2 separate regions of the Homo sapiens genome follow, and region 1 is linked to region 2. A link is a loop called in an ENCODE intact Hi-C map of the cell type or tissue named here. Cell type or tissue: heart left ventricle. All regions are shown on one strand.

What was found. Peaks named below come from ENCODE experiments on the same cell type or tissue, not always from the same donor. Only the 100,000 strongest peaks of a DNase experiment are listed, where the experiment ranks them.
Region 1: a loop joins it to region 2, with 5 times the contacts of the local background. A loop is called at or near these places in 2 of 110 quality-filtered maps.

The regions. Positions count from the first base shown.
Region 1 is chr17:41,887,562-41,895,561 of GRCh38, reverse strand. It overlaps ACLY (ATP citrate lyase), which reads left to right. Exons shown (of 29, transcript NM_001096.3): 15 at 2,388-2,529; 16 at 3,115-3,283; 17 at 7,859-7,963. It overlaps LOC124904005 (a long non-coding RNA gene), which reads right to left and starts at 2,377. Exons shown (of 2, transcript XR_007065757.1): 1 at 174-2,377. RefSeq lists a silencer at 1,819-2,019. In heart left ventricle, no CTCF peak of the experiment used is centred here; no DNase peak of the experiment used is centred here; H3K27ac peaks cover 320 bases.
Region 2 is chr17:41,758,384-41,766,383 of GRCh38, reverse strand. JUP (junction plakoglobin) reads left to right here. Exons shown (of 14, transcript NM_002230.4): 6 at 1,317-1,461; 7 at 1,568-1,671; 8 at 3,063-3,401; 9 at 7,514-7,669; 10 at 7,866-7,985. Among named protein-coding and RNA genes, the nearest start is that of JUP, 24 kb to the left of the region's middle. In heart left ventricle, no CTCF peak of the experiment used is centred here; no DNase peak of the experiment used is centred here.

The sequences.
Region 1 (8,000 bases), 130 kb before region 2:
GGAGAACAGATTATGGCTGAGCGAGCCCTCCCCTCAGCGAGGCCAGAGGAGGCCTGGTGTAGGGGGCATAGCCCCTGGCACAGAGGTTCTCTCTGGAGCCTCTCTGCTGCTGGTGGGCTGAGGATACACCCTTCAGCTTTGGTTTCTCTGTGCTTGAGGAAGGGCCACTTTACCTCCACCCTTCCTGCTGGAGATGCTGGTAGGTTGGTAGATTCCAGGCTTTGTCTTGATTTCTGTAGCTGGCAGGGTAGATAGATCAGAGGCATGTGCACGTGCGTCACCTGGCGGGGGTGACATGATGCAGGCTTCCCCTGAGGATGGCGGGTCATGAACTCACACTTATATTCTCCCTCCTCACTTTCACAGTTGAGCTGCATTTTAAGTGATTGTGTAATCCTGGCTCTGATGCTGGATGACCTCGGACCTCAATCATTTGGCATCTCTGGGCTTCAGTTTCCTAGGACTGGGAAGTGGGAGAACTGGATTAGGTGGCTCCCCTTGTTCTGTGATCTCATGTCTCAGCAGAACCCGGGGGGTCTAGGTGACAGTAAATCCCAGGTATTTGCAACATCAGGAACCTTCTGTCATGAGAAGCTGTAAGGCTGTGATGGAAGAGGCAGGCCTGTACAGGGATTTAATGAGACCATGAACTTGGTTAGCCAAGCCTGCTCTAGTACAGTAGGTTAATTAATACGAGATGCCACTGGGCTAGATGCATCATTCTTCCTAGGGGAGCTCAGAACCTCCCTGAGGGCTGCTTTCCTCCTCTTGGACTTGCAGGGACCCAGAGGGGAAAGTCAACTGCCTGAAGCGTGGTAAAAGTCCTTTCCCTTTAGGCTAAGGACTGCACTTTTTTCTTTTTTTTTTTAAATATACTTGCTGCATTAAAATTTTCTTTTTAAAATTTTTGTGGGTACATAGTAGGGGTGCATGAGATATTTTGGTACAGGCGTGCAATGCGTAATAATCGCATCATGGAAGGTTTTTCTTTGTTGTTTTTTTTTTTGAGGTGGGGTCTCACTATGCCGCGGTGGCTGGTTTCGAATTCCTGGGCTCAAGTGATCCTCCCATCTCAGTCTCCTAAGTAGCTAGGACTCAAGCACGCACCACTATGCCCACCTAGAGAACTGCACTTCTACCAGCTCCTTTTGTTCCCTTACCCTTTTTTTTTTTTTTTTTTTTTTTGAGACAGGGTCTCACTCTGTGGCCCAAGCTGGAGTGCAGTGGTGCGATCTTGGCTCGCCGCAACCTCTGCCTCCTTGGTTCAAGTGATTGTGTGTTGGTTTCCCAAGAAGCTGGGATTACAGGTGCATGCCACCACGCTAATTTTTTTTTTTTTTTTTTTGAGATGGAGTCCCGCTCTGTCACCTGGGCTGGAGTGCACTGGCACGATCTCGGCTCACTGCAACCTCTGCCTCCCGGGTTCGAGCGATTCTCCCTGCCTCAGCCTCCTGAGTAGCTGGGATTACAGGTGTCCACCCCACCACACCCAGCTAATTGTTGTATTTTTATTAGAGACAGCGTTTCACCGCGTTGGCCAGGCTGGTCTTGAACTCTTGAGCTCAAGTGATCCACTGGTCTCAGCCTCCCAAAGTGCTGGGATTACAGGCGTGAGCCACCACACCTGACCTGCGCCTTACCTCTTAAGTGCCCACTGGAGGGTCTGTCCAAGAGCACTGTCCTGAGCAGGAAAGAGCCACCTGGTAGAAGGGAGAAGGACAGGAAAAACAGGAGAGCAGGTTGAGGGCACTGGCCCTGTGTAACTAGCTTGCTGCTCCTGCCTTGTGCAGAGCCCTGGCCAGAACCACAGTTAGCGATAAGGCTGCTGTGTCCTCAGCCCCGGCTGCACAAACCTCTTCTTTGGACCTACACTGACCTAGAATTCATGCTGATTCAAACCCTGACTGGAGCTGGTTTTATGTCCAGATTTACAGGGTAATAAGCATTGTTGGAACATAAGTCCTGAACCCACCAAAATTGGGCGAGCTAAGCATTTTTTTCCAATGACTTTAAAAATAATTTGTTAAGACCTCATTTGCATATAAGCTGATGACACACCTTGCCTGGGAAATGAAGCAGGTCCTATAGGAATTATCCTGGGCATCTTTGACTGTGGGGCCCTTCTTTCTCCATTCTTTGCAGAGCTACTTACCAGCTAGCAGGCCCTCTTAGCTTGATTTGCTCTTTCTGCCACCTTCTTCCAGAAAAATCGAGGCACCTCCTCCCCAAGTTCTCAGAATTCTGTCCTCTTGACATTCCTTTACGGTTGTGATGAGGCATCACCCTGTGGACATGGGGCGTGGAGGGGTCTGTCAGGCAGCCCTGGCCCCTGCAGGTCTCCTGGGGGTATGTGTTCTGGGTGCACTCTCTGTGTCTTTGCCCACCAGGAAAGAGCACCACCCTCTTCAGCCGCCACACCAAGGCCATTGTGTGGGGCATGCAGACCCGGGCCGTGCAAGGCATGCTGGACTTTGACTATGTCTGCTCCCGAGACGAGCCCTCAGTGGCTGCCATGGTCTACCCTTTCACGTGAGTTACCCCATGGCGGGAAATATCTCCTTCCTCTGCTAAGACAAAGCTTGGGGCTGGGCACAGTGGCTCATGCCTGTAATCCTAGCGCTTTGGGAGGTCGAGGTGGGAGAACTGCTTGAGCCCAGGAGTTTGAGACCAGCCCTGGGCAACATAGGGAGACCCCCATCTCTACAGATAATTTAAAAATTAGCCGGATATGGTGGTGTGCACCTGTAGTCCCAGCTACTTGGGAGGGTGAGGCAGGAGGATTGCCTGAGCCTTGGAGGTTGAGGCTGCAGTGAACTCTAATTATGCCACTGCACTCCAGCCCGGGTGACAGAGCAAGAACCTGTCTCAAAAGAAAAAAAAAAGGCAAGGCTTGAGGAGTCAGTGAGCTCATTCCCTTTGCTGGGGAAGGCTTTGCCCATCCTAGAGACAGAGGCAGTCAGTATTCCTGGGGGATCTTTGTCCCTTAGATGAAAATTCTTTGAGGGCACAGACCATGCCTTTTCTATCTTCTAGGTGAAATTCCTCCCCTCAGCTTCCCCTTCCCCAGTCCTGACAGGTTGAGGATATCCTAATTCTTCTTTTACTTTCTCACAGTGGGGACCACAAGCAGAAGTTTTACTGGGGGCACAAAGAGATCCTGATCCCTGTCTTCAAGAACATGGCTGATGCCATGAGGAAGCATCCGGAGGTAGATGTGCTCATCAACTTTGCCTCTCTCCGCTCTGCCTATGACAGCACCATGGAGACCATGAACTATGCCCAGGTAGATCACTGGGCTCTGGAGGGTGGGGGGTGGGGACCATGAACTATGCGCAGGTAGATCACTGGGCTCTAGGGGACAGAGGGTGGGGAAGCAGGAATGGCTCCTGGTTGATGTCCCGTCACTGCTGCCTGGGACAAAGGGCTGGGGATTTGGGAGTAGCCAGTGGTTTAGGTGGAAATGGTTGGAGACACATGATCTTCAGAAGTCAGGATAGTGACTTAGGGCAGGTCAGTCTGGGCAGAGGCTGCTTATCTGGGCTTACAAAGAGGCTGCTCAGGCCTGGGACAGTGACTTATGCCTGTAATCCTAGGACTTTGGAAGGCAGAGGCAGGAAGATTGCTTGAAGCCAAGAGTTCAAGACCAGCCTAAGCAATAAAGCGAGACCCATTCTCTACAAAAAGCTTAAAAATTAGTCAAGCCAGGCATGGTGACTCACACCTGTAGTCCCAGCTACTCAGGAAGCTGAGGCAGGAGGATCAATTGATCACCCAGGAGTTCAAGGCTGCAGTTAGCTATGATCATTCCATGGCACTCCAGCGTGGGTGGCAGAGCAAGACCCTGTCTTTAAAAAATTAAATAAAGTAAAATAAAATATACGCTGGGCATGGTGGCTTATGCCTGTTATTCCAGCACTTTGGGAGGTCAAGGCAAGAAGATTGCTTGAGCCCAGGAGTTTGAGACCAACAAAGCAAGACCCTGTCCCTATAAAAAAATTAAAAAAAAAAAAGAATTAGCTGGACATGGTGGCATGTGCTGGCTGAGGTAGGATGATCACTTGAGCCTGGGAGGTCAAGGCTACAGTGAGTTGTGATCACACCACTGCACTTCAGCCTAGGCAGCAGAGTGAGACTCTAAATAAATAAATAAATAAATGTTAAATAAATAAATGAGGTGGCTCAGGCTCCACCCCACCCCCACTATATCCTCTCTGTGCTATGCATAACTGGCTTGAAAACTGGGATTGGCTGGATGCCATGGCTTGTGTTTGTTGGGCGGCAGAGGCGGGGGTATTGTTTGAGGCTAGGGGTTCGAGACCAACTTGAACAACACAGCAAGACCTTGTCTGTACTTAAAAAAGGATTAGCCAGGCATGATGGCACTCACTAGTCCCAGCTAGTAGGGAGGCTAAGGTAGGAGGATCGCTTAAGCTCAGGAGGTTGAGGTTGCAGTGTGCTGTTATCATGCCATTGCACTCCAGCCTGGGCAGCAGAGTAAGTCCCAGATCCTGTCTCAAAAACAAACAAAAAAACAAATCAGGATTAAAGCACTTTATTTTATGTATGTTTGTATTTATTTATTTTTTTTTTTTGAGACAGGGCCTCACTCTGTCACACAGCCTCCACTTCCCAGGCTCAAGTGATTCTCGTGCCTCAGCCTTCTGAGTAGCTGGGATTACAAGCACATGCCACCACACCTGGCTTTTTTTTTTTTTTTTTTTTTTGTACAGATGGGGTTTCACCATGTTGGCCAGACTGGTCTCGAACTCCTGGCCTTAAGTGATCCACTCACCTTGGCCTCCCAAAGTGCTGGGATTACAGGAGTGAGCCACTGCACCTGGCCTATTTTAATTAAAAAAAATTTTTTTTTTTTGAGACAGAGTTTCACTCTTTTTGCCCAGGCTGGAGTGCAATGGTGCAATCTCGGCTCACCGCAACCTCCGCCTCCCGGGTTCAAGTGATTCTTCTGCCTCAGCCTCCCAAGTAGCTGGGATTACAGGCGCCTGCCACCATGCCCGGCTAATTTTTTTTTTGTATTTTTAGTAGAGACGGAGTTTCACCATGTTGGCCAGGGTGGTCTCGATCTCTCGACCTCGTGATCCGCCCGCCTCGGCCTCCCAAAGTGCTGGGATTACAGGCGTGAGCCACCGCGCCCGGCAAATTTTTTTTTTTTTTTTCAATCGGTCAGCTTCCCAAGCCAGAGGAGGCTCAGAAAGACTCCAACATTTCATTATAAAAATATTACATATTTATTATAGAACAGTTTCAAAATACTGATAAATACTGTTTTGTTGAAAATAAATACTTGAGGTCCCATTTCAGAAAAACATGACTGCTGCTATGACGGTATGTCCTTATCTACCCCCTTTTCTAGATTTGAGCAAAGGGAATAATACTGTATGCCACTCATATAATCTGCTTTCTTCAGTTGCTCTTTCCACATCAGTAAGCACTAACTGGCAGCATCACTTTTGCTTTTGCAAATCTTGTGATGGGCAATCTCGGATTAACATTTGCCTATATCCTTAATTATTCCCTAAGCATAAATTTCTAGAAGTTGAACTACTGCATCAGAAGGTGCAGGTTTGAGGCTGGGTGCGGTGACTCACATCTGGAATCCCAGGACTTTGGGAGGCCAAGGTGGGTGGATCATTTGAGGTCAGGAGTTCGAGACCAGCCTGGCCACCGCCTCTACTAAAAATAAAAAAAATAGCTGGGTATGGTGGCAGACACCTGTAGTGCCAGCTACTTGGGAGGCTGAGGCAAGAGAATCACTTGAATCCGGGAGGTGGAAGTTGCAGTGAGCCAAGGTCGTGCTATTGTACTCCAGCCTGGGCGACGAGAGACTCCATCTCAAAAAAAATAAAATTAGGATATTGATTATTTTGTTGAAAATTATCATCTGATCCCAGACTGGCTTATTTCAGTTTATGACTGGAGAATATAAAATTGTCTTGATACCTAGAGGAAGTGAAAAAATACATTTGCTGAAAATGAGCTACTTCTTTTTTTTTTTTTTTTTTTTTTTTTTTTTTTTGTGAAATGGAGCCTTTCTCCATCACCCAAGCTAGAGTGAGTACAGCGGCGTGATCTCAGTTCACTGCAACCTCCACCTCCCGGGTTCAAGCAATTCTCCTGTCTCAGCCTCCCGAGTAGCTGGGACTACAGGCGCCTGCCACCACGCCCAGCTAATTTTTGTATTTTCAATAGAGATGGGATTTTACCTTTTTGATCAGGCTGGTCTTGAACTCCAGGCCTCAGGTGATCCAACCGCCTCGGCCTCCCAAAGTGCTGATATTACAGGCGTGAGCCACCACGTCCGGCTGCTGCTTCTTTAGTTTAGGGCAGAGGTTGGCAAACTATGGCCCAAGGCAAAACCTAGCACATCACCTAGTTTTAGGGCTGTTTTTTGTTTGTTTGTTTGTTTTTGTTTTTTGTTTTTTGAGACAGAGTTTTGCTCTCATTGCCCAGGCTGTAGTGCAGTTGTGTGATCTCGGCTCACCGCAACCTCTGCCTTCCAGGTTCAAGTGATTCTCCTGCCTCAGCCTCCCAAGTAGCTGGGATTACAGGCATGCATCACTATGCCTGGCTAATTTTGTATTTTTAGGAGAGATGGGTTTTCTCCATGTTGGTCAGGCTGGTCTCAAACTCCCAATCTCAAATGATCTGCCCACCTTGGCCTTGCAGATTGCTGGGATTATAGATGTGAGCCACCGCGCACAGCCAGGGGTTTTTGTTTGGTTTTAAAGAGACACACATACTGCTCTGTAGCCCAGGCTGGAGTGCAGTGATGCAATCATGCAACTCACTGTAGCCTCAACCTCCTGGGTTCAATTGATCCTCCTACCGGGTCTCCCTGTGTTGCCCAGGCTGGCCTTGAACTCTTGGGCTCAAGGGATCCACCTGCCTTAGACTCCCAAAGTGCTGGGATTACAGGCATGAGCCACTCTACCTGGCCCCTACAATACTATCTTGACCCTTTACAGAAGTTTGCTGGCCCTGGTTTAGAGCCAAAGAGAAGTGATTCCTGGATCTGTCCCATGCCCCTCCCACCCCGCCTCTGGGCTGAGTGTAGAAGCAGCTCATTTCTCTTAAACGCTGACCCTGTCCTGTGGGGATGGTGACAAGACTCGGAGGGTCCCATGAAGAAAAGCCTTAGATAGCTGCTTTATGAGCAGGCACAGGAACAGGTAGACAACAGGAGGGTGTGAGCTTTTGGGTGAGAGTGAACGTAGCTGCTATGACTGTAGCAGGGCTTCCGAAATACCTGCCTCTCTTGGGTGGATCACTGTGGTGTTAGCTAGTGGAGATCAGTTTCGGCTATCCACCACTTGTGTTTTCAGGAGATGGTTAGAGTGATTACGAGCAGAGGCCTGTGGGAAGAATGAGATGCATATTGGTTTTGTTTTTTCGTTTTGTTTTGTTTTTGTTTTTGAGATGGAGTCTCGCTCTGTCACCCAGGCTGGAGTGCAGTGGTGCCGTCTCAGCTCACTGCAACCTCCACCTCCCGGGCTCAAGCAGTTCTCCTGCCTCAGCCTCCCTAGTAGCTGGGATTATAGGCGCGCACCACCATACCCAGCTAATTTTTGTATTTTTAGTAGAGACGGGGTTTTGCTACGTTGGCCAGGCTGGTCTCGAACTCCTGACCTTAGAAGATCCACCCTCCTCGGCCTCCCAAAGTGCTGGGATTACAAGCATGAGCCACCGCGCCCGGCTGATATGCATATTGTTAACATTACTTTGTTCTTGGACCCTGGAAGAGGACATGTGGAATGGGAGGTGGGCCCTTAAACGGTGCTGTCTTGTTGCCCTTTCTGAGGCAGAGAGTTAACAGGAAGGGACTTTTGTCATCCTCTAGATCCGGACCATCGCCATCATAGCTGAAGGCATCCCTGAGGCCCTCACGAGAAAGCTGATCAAGAAGGCGGACCAGAAGGGAGTGACCATCATCGGACCTGCCACTGTGAGCTTCCCCTCCGGAAAGCCTTTTACGTTCGATG
Region 2 (8,000 bases):
TAATAATGACAGATTGCCTTTCCTTTCCCCTTTCCCCCTCCCCTTTCCTTTTTCCTTTTCCTTTTCCTTTTCCTTTCCCTCTCTTCCTCTCTTTCTTCCTTCCTTCCCATTCTTTCCTTTTCTTTCTTTTTTGAGACAGGGTCTCACTGTGTTACCCAGGCTAGAGTGCAGTGGCATGATCCTAGCTCACTGCATCCTCAAACTCCTGAGCTCAAGCATTCCTCCCATCTTAGTCTTCCTGATAGCTAGGACTATGAGAACATACTACTGAGCTAATTAGCACCCGGGCTAAGTTTTAAATTTTTTGTGGGGATGGTGTCTTGCTCTGTTGCCCAGGCTACCCTCAAGGAATCCTCCTGCTTCAGCCTCCGAAATGCTGGGATTAAAGTCATGGGCCACCATACCCAGCCTACAGATAGCATTTCATTAAGTGGAGACCTCAGGCTTTATTCTGAGGGAGGGTATTTAGATTGCTCCTATTCCACCTTTATAAACAATGCTGTAATGAATGTCTAGCCTTTGTCAAAGAGCGGAAAAAATTCTCATCAATTTTTAACACTTCTAGGCTTTTCCCCAAATGGCCAGATTGATTTCCAGAAGGACTGGACTAATTTCCAGTGCCATAACTGGTAATGGGTGTGCATATAGTTTTGTCATGTCCTTGTCAGCACTGGGTATTATCCTTTTTTCAAAATTTTGGCTTACATAACAGTCATGAAACTATTGGGGTGGGCTGGGTGTGGTGGTTCACGCCTGTAATCCCAGCACTTTGGGAGGCAGAGGCGGGTGAATTGCCTGAGGTCAGGAGTTTGAAACCAGCCTGGCCAACATAGTGAAACCCTGTCTCTACCAAAAACTACAGAAATTAGCCGGGCGTGATGGCACACGCCTGTAATCCCAGCTACTTGGGAGGCTGAGGCATGAGAATTGCTTGAACCCGGGAGGCGGAGGTTGTAGTGACCTGAGATCGTGCCACTGCACTCCAGCCTGGGTGACAGAGCGAGACTCTATCTCAAAAAAAAAAACAAAAAAACTTATTGGGGTGCTTGGCTGGGTGTGGTGGCTCACATCTGTAATCCCAGCACTTTGGGAGGCTGAGGTGTGAGGATCACTTGAGGCCAGGAGTTCTAGACCAGCCTGGGCAGCATAGTGAGACCCCCATCTTTATAAAAAGAAAAAAATACATTAAAAGAAAAAAACGAACTATTCGTGCTTTAGCTGAAGCTCAGTAATGACAGTTCTGTCTCCTGTCCCGCGCTTCCTTGTTCCTGTCATATTCCCCGTCCATCTCACACTCATTCCCTCTTTACCCATAGCTGATCATCCTGGCCAATGGTGGGCCCCAGGCCCTCGTGCAGATCATGCGTAACTACAGTTATGAAAAGCTGCTCTGGACCACCAGTCGTGTGCTCAAGGTGCTATCCGTGTGTCCCAGCAATAAGCCTGCCATTGTGGAGGCTGGTGAGTATGATGGCCTTGAGGGCGGCTGGGGTGGGAGCTCTGCCCAGCTGCCAGGCTCAGTCAGCCATGCTCCCCGTGGCTGATGGCACCCCTATCCCTGCCCCAGGTGGGATGCAGGCCCTGGGCAAGCACCTGACCAGCAACAGCCCCCGCCTGGTGCAGAACTGCCTGTGGACCCTGCGCAACCTCTCAGATGTGGCCACCAAGCAGGTGAGGGAGGTATCTGGGCCTGGGGTTGACCTCTTCAGCTGCCCCATCCAGCCTCCTGTCTGGGCATCTGACCTGAGGTACTGTGGGAGGACTGGGGGCTCTAAATCTCTCTTCCTTGTGACTGAGGCTGGAAATGCCTTGAAAACCCTCATCTCTTTTTTTTTTTTTTTTTTTTTTTCTGACGGAGTCTCACTCTGTCACCTAGGCTGGAGTGCAGTGGTGCAATCTCGGCTCACTGCAAGCTCCGCCTCCTGGGCTCAAGTGATTCTCCTGCCTCAGCCTCCCGAGTAGTTGGGACTACAGGCACCTGCCATCATGTCTGGCTAATTTTTGTATTTTTATTAGAGACAGGGTTTCACCATGTTGGGCAGGCTGGTCTTGAACTCCTGACCTCAGGTGATCCACCCGCCTTGGCCTCCCAAAGTGCTGGGATTACAGGCGTGAGCCACCACATCCAGCAAAAGAACAGTTTTGACCTGGGCCCTGGGCTGGAGCAATAGTGTACCAAGAGACAGGCCCCCATGACTAAAAATACAATTTAAGGAAAAATGCAGCTCCAGGGCAAGTGCCCTGTGCCTCCTTCCAACAACCATTCCCCAGGCCTCCCCTAGCAATATGCTGTTTATCAAGTGCTCACCCTGTGCTGGCCCTCTGCGTGGCATTTGTGGACAGTAGCTCATTCAACCTGGGGTTAGAGTGTGGGACCCTGTGGGTTAGATGAAGACACTGAGGCTCGGGGAGCTAATGGCCATGGTCACAGGTAGTAAATGGCAGAACTGGGATTTGAACCCAGGACTGTCCGTCCCCAAAGCTGGGGTTTTTCTGTTCCACCACAAGGCCCACGTGTCTCCCTGGGAGAAGTGAGATAGACGTCTGAGGTAGTGATTTTACTGGAAATGGATTTGGCTCAGGGCCCCAGGGTGGTGGGGCAGCAGTGAAGGCCCAGAAAGGTGACAAGCGAGTAGACATGGCTCAGCTGGGCCACTGAATCATGCGGCCCCCTCAACAATTGCCTCCTGGTCTCGAGGCCTCCCTTGGCCACCGTACTTTGGCCTGAGGAGGGTTCTGCCTGGGTCTGAGGGCCCCAGGGAAAGGCTGATGAGTTGGAGGGAAGAGATGTGGGGCTTAGAGCCAAGCCTGGGTTCAGATCCAGCCACTAGCTGTGTGTCTGTGGGCAAGTTCCCCAACCTCTCTGAGCCTCATTGCCTCACTTGCACCACAGGATAGTAACGCCCTCTCACAGGGTGTGGCGGGTCATAGGGATGAAAGTTCCCGGGCACACACAGGCAGGGCTGACCCCTTTAGGTCATCCCACTCCCCTTGGACATATTCGAGAAGGCTCCCTGGAGTTGGCTGCTCCCTGACTCCCCCGTCCCTTCCTTGCCCTCCAGGAGGGCCTGGAGAGTGTGCTGAAGATTCTGGTGAATCAGCTGAGTGTGGATGACGTCAACGTCCTCACCTGTGCCACGGGCACACTCTCCAACCTGACATGCAACAACAGCAAGAACAAGACGCTGGTGACACAGAACAGCGGTGTGGAGGCTCTCATCCATGCCATCCTGCGTGCTGGTGACAAGGACGACATCACGGAGCCTGCCGTCTGCGCTCTGCGCCACCTCACTAGCCGCCACCCTGAGGCCGAGATGGCCCAGAACTCTGTGCGTCTCAACTATGGCATCCCAGCCATCGTGAAGCTGCTCAACCAGCCCAACCAGTGGCCACTGGTCAAGGTACTGCTGTTAGGCGAGGGGAAGGAGCTCCCTGCAGCAGGCTTAGGTGCTGTATTGGTATAGGCAAAGCCGCTGTAGCAAAGAAGCCCTAAATACAGTGGCTCGAATAAGACAGAAGTTTATTTCTCTCTCGTGTAATAGTTTAGACCTCAACAATGGCTCTGCTCTAAAATTCCAGAATTGGGATTTCTATCTTGTAGCTCTACCAGCCCCTAGGGCAGAGCTCAGAGTTCAAAATGCACATGAGTACCCTGGGTGGTTTCATTAAATTGCAGGTTCCAGGGCCAGGCACGGTGGCTCATGCCTGTAATCCCAACACTTTGGGAGGCAAAGGTAGGAGGATTGCTTGAGGCCAGGAATTTGAGACCAGCCTGGACAACATAGCAAGACCTGTCTCGACAACAATAACAACAACAGAAATTAGCCAGGTGTGGTGGTGCACGCCTGTGGTCCCAGCTACTGGGGAGGGGAGGCTCAGGTCGGAGGATCGCTTGAGCACAGGAGTTGGAGGTTACAGTGAGCTATGATTGCATCAGTGCACTCCAGCCTGGGTGACAGAGCAAGAACCCGTGTCTTAAAAGAAAAGAAAAACAGGAGGCTGGGTGCAGTGGCTCACATCTGTAGTTCCAGCACTTTGGGAGGTGCAGGCAGAGGCGGAAGCGGAAGGATCACTTGAGGCCAGGAGTTTGAGACCATCGTGGGTAACATAGTGAGACACCCATCTCTTACAAAAAATTTGGAAAAAAAAAAAAGCCCAAACAAATAAACAATCTAAAACACACACACACACACACACACACACACACTCTCTCTCTCTCTCTCTCTCTCTCTCTCTCTCTCTCTCTCTCTCTCTCTCTCTGTCTCTCTGCAGGCCTGCTGCAGAGGGCTTGCCATTCTGTATGTCTTTTTTTTGTTGTTTTGAGACAATGTCTATTGCCCAGGCTGGAGTGCAGTGGTACATTCTTGGCTCACTGCAACCTCTGCTTCCCGGGTTCAAGTGATTCTCCTGCCTTGGCCTCCTGAGTAGTTGGGATTACAGGTGCACGCCACCATGTCTGGATAATTTTTGTATTTTTAGTAGAGATGGGATTTTGCCATGTTGCTCAGACTGATCTTGAACTCCTGAACTCAAGTGATCCACCAGCCTCAGCCTCCCAAAGTACGGGGATTACAGGTGTGAGACACCAGGCCCGGACAATTCTGTATTTCTTCTTTTTTTTTTTTTTTTTGAGACGGAGTTTTGCTCTTATTGCCCAGGCTGGAGTGCAATGGTGCGATCTCGGCTTACTGCAACCTCCGCCTCCCGGGTTCAAGCGATTCTCCTGCATTTTTTAGTAGAGACGGGATTTCTCTATGTTGGTTAGGCTGGTCTTGAACTCCTGACTTCTGGTGATCCACCCACTTTGGCCTTCCAAAGTGCTAGGATTACAGGTGTGAGCCACTGCACCTGGCCCAATTCTGTATTTTTAACAAGCTCGCAGGTGCTGCTCCATGGAGCACATTTCTTATGCCACTGGGTGTAGACGAGAGGGTTGTCCTCACACGAATGAGTGGACTGTATCATCCCCACGGATGTGTTCTAGCCCTGAGAACTGGGGATGGCTAGCGGCCACCAGAAAGTGGCACACATCACTCCTGCTCACACCCCAGAACTTGGTCATTCAGCCACATCAAGGTGCAAGGAGGTTAGGAAGTGTGATCACCAGCCAGATGGCCGTGTGTCCTGCTGAAAATCAGGAGAGCCACTACAGAGACACAGGGCACAGAGGATTCTGGGGACGCTTAGCATCTCCCATAGGGAGTTGGGTGTGTGAAGGAGTGGGGTCTTCTTCTTGAGGCTACCTGGGTGGAAGAGAGCTAGCTGTGTGTCACTTCCCTGTCAGGTGGGGGAAGTGAGAGTGGGTCAGGGTGTGGGCAGACCCAAGGGACAGAGTTATGGGGGAAAGCGTTTGTGTGTGTGTATATCTATATGTAGAGACAAGGAAGGCAGCCAAAGGCAAGGTGGCATCTGGTGCCAGAGAGTGAGGAAGCTACCATCGATGAGGGTCTTGTCAACGGGCACAGGAGCCAGCTGGCAGGGGCATCCGCCAGCTACATTTAAGACAATTTAATAGTACAGACAGGCCAGGCGCAGTGGCTCACGCCTGTAATCCCAGCACTTTGGGAGGACGGGGCGGGAGGATTACCTGAAGTTAGGAGTTCGAGACCAGCCTGGCCAACATAGTAAGTCCCCGCCTCCACAAAAAATACAAAAATTAGCTGGCCATGGTGGCATGTGCCTGTAATCTCAGCTACTCGGAAGGCTGAGGCAGAAGAATTACTTGAACCCGGAAGGCAGAGGTTGCAGTGAGCTGAGATCGCTCATTGCACTCCAGCCTGGGTGACAGAGAGAGACTCCGTCTTGGAAAACAAAAACAAAAAACATGGCCAGGCGTGGTGGCTCACGCCTGTAATCCTAGCACTTTGGGAGGCCGAGGCGTGTGGATCACGAGGTCAGGAGATCGAGACCATCCTGGCTAACACGGTGAAACCCCATCTCTACTAAAAAAATACAAAGAAATTAGCCAGGCGTGGTGGCGGGCGCCTGTGGTCCCAGCTACTCAGGAGGCTGAGGCAGGAGAATGGTGTGAACCCGGGAGGCGGAGCTTGCAGTGAGCTGAGATCGCGCCACTGCACTCCAGCCTGGGCGACAGAGCGAGACTCCGTCTCAAAAAAAACAAACAAAAAAACAAACAAACAAAAAAAACCCAGTGCAGATAAGAATGACTCTAAGTGATTCTACACATTGAATTATTATTTTTTATTATTATTATTATTTTTGAGACAGATTCTTGCTCTGTTGCCCAGGCTGGAGTGCAGTGGCATGATCTCAGCTCACTGCAACCTCCGCCTCCCAGGTTCAAGCAATTCCCGGCTAATTTCTGTATTTTTAGTAGAGACGTGGTTTCACCATGTTGGCCAGGCTGGTCTCGAACTCCTGACCTAAAGTGATCTGCCTGCCTTGGCCTCCCAAAGTGCTAGGATTACAGGCGTGAGCCACTGCGCCCGGCCTATACATTGAATTAAAAAAAGAAAATTCATGTTTAGAAAAAAAAATGTCATTGTGACCCCTCCTTGATGCTTGGTCCCTGCTGCAAACCTGAGGTGGGACTTTGCATCCTAACCCAGCAGCTAAGTGGCAAGTGACTTTGGCAAGTCATTTGCCCTGTGCTCACGTCCCCATCTCACATGATTTTCATCCCTGTCCTCCTGGCGTCTTGTTTTGAGGATGAAATAGATGACACCTTGAGAGGCTCTGGGAGGCCAGAGTGGCTCCTCTGAGTCAAAGACCCTGGGGAGGAGATCTCAGGACACCTCTTTCCAGAGCTGCCCTGCTGGGGATTAATGACAATGTGAGCACCACCCAAGCAGGAGGCTTCGGGGGCACCTAGAGCACAGAATTCCTGAGAATCAGGCTTGGAGGACTATCAGAAAAGCAAGCAAGGTCATGGTGTCTGTGGGGGGTGGTTAAGAAAGAGGGGACAGGGTGAGGGGCCAGGCATGGGGCTGGCAGGATGTTCTGGAATGGGGTGTCATTTTAGCAAGGGCTATTAGAATTAGCCATGAGCAGCCGGACGTGGTAGCCCACACCTGTAATCCCAGCACTTTAGAAGGCAGAAGCAGGCGGATCACCTGAGGTCAGGGGTTCGAGGCCAGCCTGCCCAACATGGCGAAACCCCGTCTCTACTAAAAATACAAAAAATTAGCTGGGCATGGTGGCAGGCACCTGTAATCGCAGCTACTCAGGAGGCTGAGGCAGGAGAATCGCTTGAACCCAGGAGGTGGAGGTTGCAGTGAGGTGAGATTGCACCACTGCACTCCAGCCTGGGTGACAAGAGCGAAACTCTGTCTCAAAAAAAAAAAAAAAAAAGAATTAGCCATGAGCACTCCCAGATCCTGTGGATTAAGTGACATGGCTGGGATGGTCTCCTTCTCTGGATATTTTCCAGTATGTCTGTGTCTGGCCTCGGGGACAGAAGAGGTGAAGGAGGGAAGGGATACTTGAAGCTGGGAAGCTGGGATCCTTCAGATGTCCAAGAAGTGCCCCTGATCACTGCCCCTTTTTTTGCCAGGCAACCATCGGCTTGATCAGGAATCTGGCCCTGTGCCCAGCCAACCATGCCCCGCTGCAGGAGGCAGCGGTCATCCCCCGCCTCGTCCAACTGCTGGTGAAGGCCCACCAGGATGCCCAGCGCCACGTAGCTGCAGGCACACAGCAGCCCTACACGGTATGTGAGCTGGTGGTGCCTCTGACAGCCTTCCTGGGGGGTCAGGGTGTCCTCTGTGGGTGTGTGTGTGAATGGGGAGGTCAGTTGCAACTGATGCCAATTCCAAGAACCTGTGAAGTTCATTCGGCTGTCATGGGGAGGAGTTGTGGCCATGTCCAAGGCACCTGTCCCATGCCCCCTGCCTCCTCTCACACAGGATGGTGTGAGGATGGAGGAGATTGTGGAGGGCTGCACCGGAGCACTGCACATCCTCGCCCGGGACCCCATGAACCGCATGGAGATCTTCCGGCTCAACACCATTCCCCTGTTTGTGCAGGTGAGTCTGGGGCAG